Regions from separate parts of the Homo sapiens genome. Here region 1 is linked to region 2. A link is a loop called in an ENCODE intact Hi-C map of the cell type or tissue named here. Cell type or tissue: chondrocyte. All regions are shown on one strand. Each heading gives the region's core, and the rest is flanking DNA. Links, peaks and the distances in the headings are about the cores only. Region 1 has its middle 1.5 kb from the start of LINC01139. Region 2 has its middle 170 kb from the start of LINC01139.

Evidence for each region. A loop is a pair of places that touch in the nucleus more often than their neighbours do. Peaks named below come from ENCODE experiments on the same cell type or tissue, not always from the same donor. Only the 100,000 strongest peaks of a DNase experiment are listed, where the experiment ranks them.
Region 1: it touches region 2 in a loop (2.1-fold over the local background); 2 of 110 quality-filtered maps call a loop at or near these places.

What each region holds. Positions count from the first base shown.
Region 1 is chr1:238,486,026-238,488,954 of GRCh38, reverse strand. No RefSeq gene overlaps it. Among named protein-coding and RNA genes, the nearest start is that of LINC01139, 1.5 kb to the right of the region's middle. In chondrocyte, for the core only: no CTCF peak of the experiment used is centred there; no DNase peak of the experiment used is centred there.
Region 2 is chr1:238,651,266-238,654,194 of GRCh38, reverse strand. No RefSeq gene overlaps it. Among named protein-coding and RNA genes, the nearest start is that of LINC01139, 170 kb to the right of the region's middle. In chondrocyte, for the core only: no CTCF peak of the experiment used is centred there; no DNase peak of the experiment used is centred there.

The DNA.
Region 1 (2,929 bases), core at 179-2,678, 170 kb after region 2:
ATCAAAAATAAAAAAAGTTAGCCAGGTGTAGTGGCACACACCTGTAGTCCTAGCTACTTAGGATCGCTTAAGCCCAGGAGTATGAGGCTAGAGTGAGCTATGATCACACCATTGCATTACAGCCTGGGTGACAGAGCAAGAAACCCATGTCAAAAAAAAAAAAAAGAAAGACAACATATATAAACATAGAATCCCTGGAACCAACATTTAAACATTTTTGCATTTGAGCAATCAACAGGGCTTTCTTGATAGCTAAGAAACATCTAGAGTCAGTATGGTGACTTTAGGCTTCACTTCAAGAGGATGCTTATCTGATTCCAGGAGGTACAGTTTGTTAAGAGCCATGAGTTTAAGTAATAACTGAGGTCATCTTTTCTGTTTCATCTCACCAGGCAGCTCTAACTCTAATTTCTCTCTCTCTCTTTCTTTCTCTCTCTCTCTCTCTCTCTCTCCTCTTTCTCCCTACCTTCCTCTTTTCTTCTATTTGTCATATATACCCGTGCACTTGAATAACCTTCACTCTGTGTCTCTTGCAGCCATGAAACGTAGAAGGTTAGGCACACCAGCCAACAAATTGGGAAGGGAATTTCTATTTGCCATCACTGTTTGCTCACAAATCTCTTTTGGAACACCAAAAACAAATGATAGTTATGGTTTACATAAAGTTTTTATGTTCCTAGCCTCCATAGCCATCAAACTCCACAAAACACCACAAAGACCACTAATTGAAAGTGTCTGAAGGATGACATTACTACTTGAAAAATGAATAGGAGAGTTACAAGGAGAAAGTTTGTTTCCCAATCTTGGGTAAATTTAGTCCCAAATAAAATTCTAATTGCAGGCAGATGTCCCAGAAAATACCAGTCTATACTGTCAGAAATTCCTATCTGCTATGATCTCAAAAAATACTTCAGAAATATTACTCATACGGCTTGAGATAAGCACTTCTTTGGAGCACCATCAGCTAGCAAATCATAAATAAGATACTAAATGAAGCTCTCAGTCAAGGAATCACAGGTTTCATAAGTGATATTTCAGCAAACACAGGATATGCATCAAAGTGTGATACCTATCTCAAGCTTCAGGGGTATGTATTAAAAACCATTTAAAATTATGTTCCTGATATTCCCTTCTGAATTTACTTTCCAAAGTATCAATGTTTGAGAGTATTTCCCAAGATTAAATTAATTCTCCAATGGTATTAAAGGGGGAATATCGTGTAAGGTCTACCTCATAGAAATTCAAACTTTGAAAGATTCTACAGAGTAGGGAAGTTATGAAATATTTGATGTGAAAATGGTTTTAAACAACTCAGCATGAAATTGACTTATAAGGTCTTTTTGGTCTTGGTAACTGTGAATTTGCTCACAAAGTCATCTTCCTAAAGTGCCAAACCCTTCTTCTACTCCGTATACCCCCTGCCCTGAGATAAAGAAAAATGAACACTAAACAACCACCCACCCAGTTTAATAATATTTTATCCAAGCAACTTTGTTTATCCAGTTATAATTGACCATTTCACACTTCAGTGTGTTTCACCTGAAGCTGAGAGTATTCAACAATAAAATGCAGTAAACAGTCCTGTAGGAAATGTTTCTAGAATCAAATCTGGTGACAACATGAACATTGCATGGGTATTAATGCAGAGTTTTTCATTTGCACACTGGTACGGTCCATAACGTTTCTACTGCAGGCACTTAGGCTACTAAGAATTACACATTTCCCCTACCCCCTACATTGCTACACTACAGAAATCAGTCCCTCACCGTCTTTTCTGCATTAATTTCCCGCTCCTAGTAAATAGAAAAAGTCTCCTGGTGGGTGAGTAGGAAAACTTAAAAATGAGTTTACATCTCTAGAAAAGAGCTCTGAACTTGTAGCCATCAACAGCATCTACCCAAGCCCAAGCCTAGGGAAAACATCTGCAGCCTTCTTACTATAGGAGTGATCAAGAGCTTTTCAGGGCCTGGGCCCAGATTTGGAGAAGGTTGTGTTAACTTGCCATAGAAGGGCAGGAAATTAAGGTGATCATCTTGACTTTAGAAGAGGAGGCATTCTGGGGACATGTCAGGGCAAGGAAGGAGAAGGAAATCAGAATGAATCCCAGCATAAACATCCTCCGACCAAAAATAAAATAAAAAAAATAAATGCCCCCAAAGAAACTGTCAACTGACTTTCTTTAAAAAATTATATTCACTTATAATTAAATAATTAAGTGCCAAAAATACATAAAGAGTTGTTTCAAACAAGGGAATGTGAAGGGAAGGAAGATTTGTCTTTACTAACTAATAGATAAGAGATCCTCAAAAGAAGCTGCTTAAAACAATTAAGCAGGGAAGGATTTTTAATAGGGTTTCAAGCCACGGAAACACCCTGAGGACAAGCAGCAGAGGCTCTGGGAATGGAAGCCACAATGATCCAAGAACGTGGCATTAAACTTTTCAGTAAAACAGGATTCTGGATGCCATAAGAATAAACAAAATGACATTTCTGCTGTTTCCTTAAGGAGGCTATTCCTCAAAGACTTAACACTAACAAGTCCAAGTAGAATTTTCCAGCTGGTATGAATGGATCATGGGGAAGCTGTTATGAGAGCAGGGAAATTCCAGATAGGTCAGGAAAACAAATTGTATAACAAGATATAGAGCTTAAAGAAAAAATATGCCATGACTGTATTCACTCTCTATCACCTCCCATTACCTCCCTGACAGGCAATCACCACTGGAATTTAATATTCTGGAATTCCTGTACATTTAGCCAGAGTATGAACTTTCACTAAAAAAAAAAAGGAAAAAGAAAAAAAGCATGCGAGACAGCCAGGTGGGAGCGGATCCCCAGAAAAACTCCAACCGGCCTGCACACTGGGGTGGAACCTCAGGAAGTTCATGCTGTTTGCAGCGGGGAGGAGCCTGGCCTCTCTTCTTTCTGT
Region 2 (2,929 bases), core at 211-2,710:
ATCATTGGAAAAACAGTTATGTAGCATAAATGCAACAAATGTGTTAGGGAGGTTTCTTACTCTATCTCTCATTGTATGCTTATGGCATATGGCCAAAAGGCAATTCTGTAAATTCTGTTGTATTAGGAGGTGGCAAAATTCTGTGGTCTAGGTGGGTGGTACACTTGTACTATGGATTAATTTATGGGTAGCTATTAAGAGCATTCAGAGAATGAGTGCACTGCTTACCTTTCAGAAACTTTTCCATAAATATTGTGCCTCTCAGCTGAGCATTTCATAAATATTGACCAGGAGTAGATTTGAGGTTATATACCCTGACAGCTAATTGAATTGCAACCATTCTATACTGATGATTCAGTACAGAATAACATTCACGATGGTCAGCTGAGCTGGCAAAAAAGAATAAAAATGACTTGTGAAAGCTGAGGTAGCAGAAAGGAAAGATACCACAATAGAAAACAATACTAATGCAGCACTGAGGTTGCCCTAACAATAACCGAAGGACAGGTCTACATTTCTCTGTTTAAGAAAATTACAGAGGAAAGACATCTGTTATCAAGATTGTAATAATCATACCAAAATTTCAATGAGCACAAAACGTTTGCTCCTAGATAAAACACGTTTTGTGTTTTTTATGTTAACATACTGTTTGGGAGTGGGGATAAAACAGAAACACTTAAAACGAGAAAATTTCACAAAAAATCTAAAATGTCTAGCTTTCTTAATATGACAACACTAGATTTGCAATTCTGAATGATAGCATTTAGTTGGAGCTACATATAGGTTGCCTCATTTCTAATTTAGATGGTCCTTGTTACATCGCTGGCCCCTGTAGGTATTCCTACCAAAATTATGCTAATATGTGCAAGCTGGGGAGATTTTTCAATTGTTTAAATTGATGCATAACATGCATACAATAAGTTGCATATATCATAAATCTAGAGTTTCGTGAACTTTTACAAGGTAAATAAAGCCATGTAACCATATAGGACATAATCAATACCCCAGAAGCTTCTCTTATGGATATCAGTTATTAACTTACACACAAAAGTAAATAATATTCTGAGCCCTCACATTATATAGAATAGTGTGTATATATATATATATATAAAATAGAATAGTTTTGCCTGCTTAAATTTCACATACTTTATATAAAGCACATACTCAGTATTACGACCAAATAGCAGTAGTATTAGTTTTCTTCTTCATTGATGTATGGGATTCCATTTTATTAATATATTAAAAGTATTTTTCCATTTTAGTGTTGATACACATTTTAATCAATTCCAGATATTCGTTGTAAATAAGGAAGCCAATACAAACATTCATGTACATGGCTTTTGATGACTTATGGCCGCATGTCTGTTGGGTAGATTCCAGTAAGTGAAACTGTTGAGTCATAGAGTATGCTTTTGTTCAGTTTAGTGAATACTGCGATTTTTTTCCTGCCCAAATTTGTACTTCAGAATATTTGAGAGTATTAGACGCTCATTATTTAGTGTCAATTTATTTTGCATTTATTTTTAGTCTATTCCATTAGGTATAAATGGGTATCTCATTTTGGTTTTCATTTGAAAATTATCGATGACAAATGAGGCAAGCATTTTCTCATAGGATTATTGAGTGTTTTCTCATAGGATTATTGGGTGTTTTCTCATAGGATTCTTGAGTATTTCCTCATCATCTTTAGTCAACTGCCTATTCAAGACTATTTTCCATTTTTCTCCGTTTTCTTTCTTTCCTTTTTTTTTTGTTTTTTTTTTTTTTGAGACAGAGTCTCACTCTATCACCCGGGCTGGAGTGCCATGGCACAGTCTTGGCTCACTGTAACCTCTGCCTCCTGGGTTCAAGGAATTCTCCTGCCTCAGCCTCCCGAGTAGCTGGGATTACAGGCATGCACCACCATACCCAGCTAGTTTTTGTATTTTTAGTAGAGACGGCTTTCATCATGTTGGCCAGGCTGGTCTCAAACTCCTGACCTCAGGCGATGCACCCGCCTCAGCCTCCCAAAGTGCTGGGATTACAGGCGTGAGACACCACGCCTGACCAATTATTTTCCATTTATTTGAGAGGGTTTTCCCTCTTTTCTTATGGATCTGAAGGAATTCTTCATACATTTTGAATGCAAGTCTATTGTTTGATATATGAAAATTATTTGAAAACAAAAGTTCTTAATTTTAAGGAAGCCGAAGTTATAAAAACTGTCATGTCTGCTTAGTGGGCTTTCATTTCCTTCAACAAATCTTTGTTTGCCCCAAGATCATGAAGATAATCTATCGTGTTATCACTAAGCAGTTTTATAGTTTACCCTTCACATTTAGGACAAAACTCTGTCTGGAGCTGCTTCTGTCTTTGTGAGGTACTTTTTAATGTGTTTTTCTCTATATGTATCAAATAAACCTAACGTCTTTTACTGGAAGACTATTGTTTCATTCCCTGTATTTCAGTGACATTTAGGTAAATCAAATAACTATATGTGTTTAAGTGTTTCAGGAACCCATTTTTCTTCCATTGATTGATTCATCTTTACTTTCGCCCACATCAAGTTGTTTTACTTGTTATGGCATTATAGCAAGCCTTGATATCCGGTAGTATATGCTTTCCAAATTTTATCTGTTTAAATATTGTAGAATCAGTTTTCAATTTCAACAAAACTGCTTATTGGAATATTTATTGGGAATATATTAACTCTATAAATGGATTTATGAAGATATAAAATATTTACAAATTGAGTAATTTAAACCTTGAACATGGTATACCTTCCATTTATTGATATCATCAACAATTTGTCTTGGAACCGTGAGGCACTTTTTGGAGTCACTTAAACAATTTTAGTAAATGTTTTCTTGGTATTTGATGTTTTCTGATGTTATTTTCAGTGGTTTCCTTTTAAATTACAGTATTTAATTATTTTTTACTAATATGACCT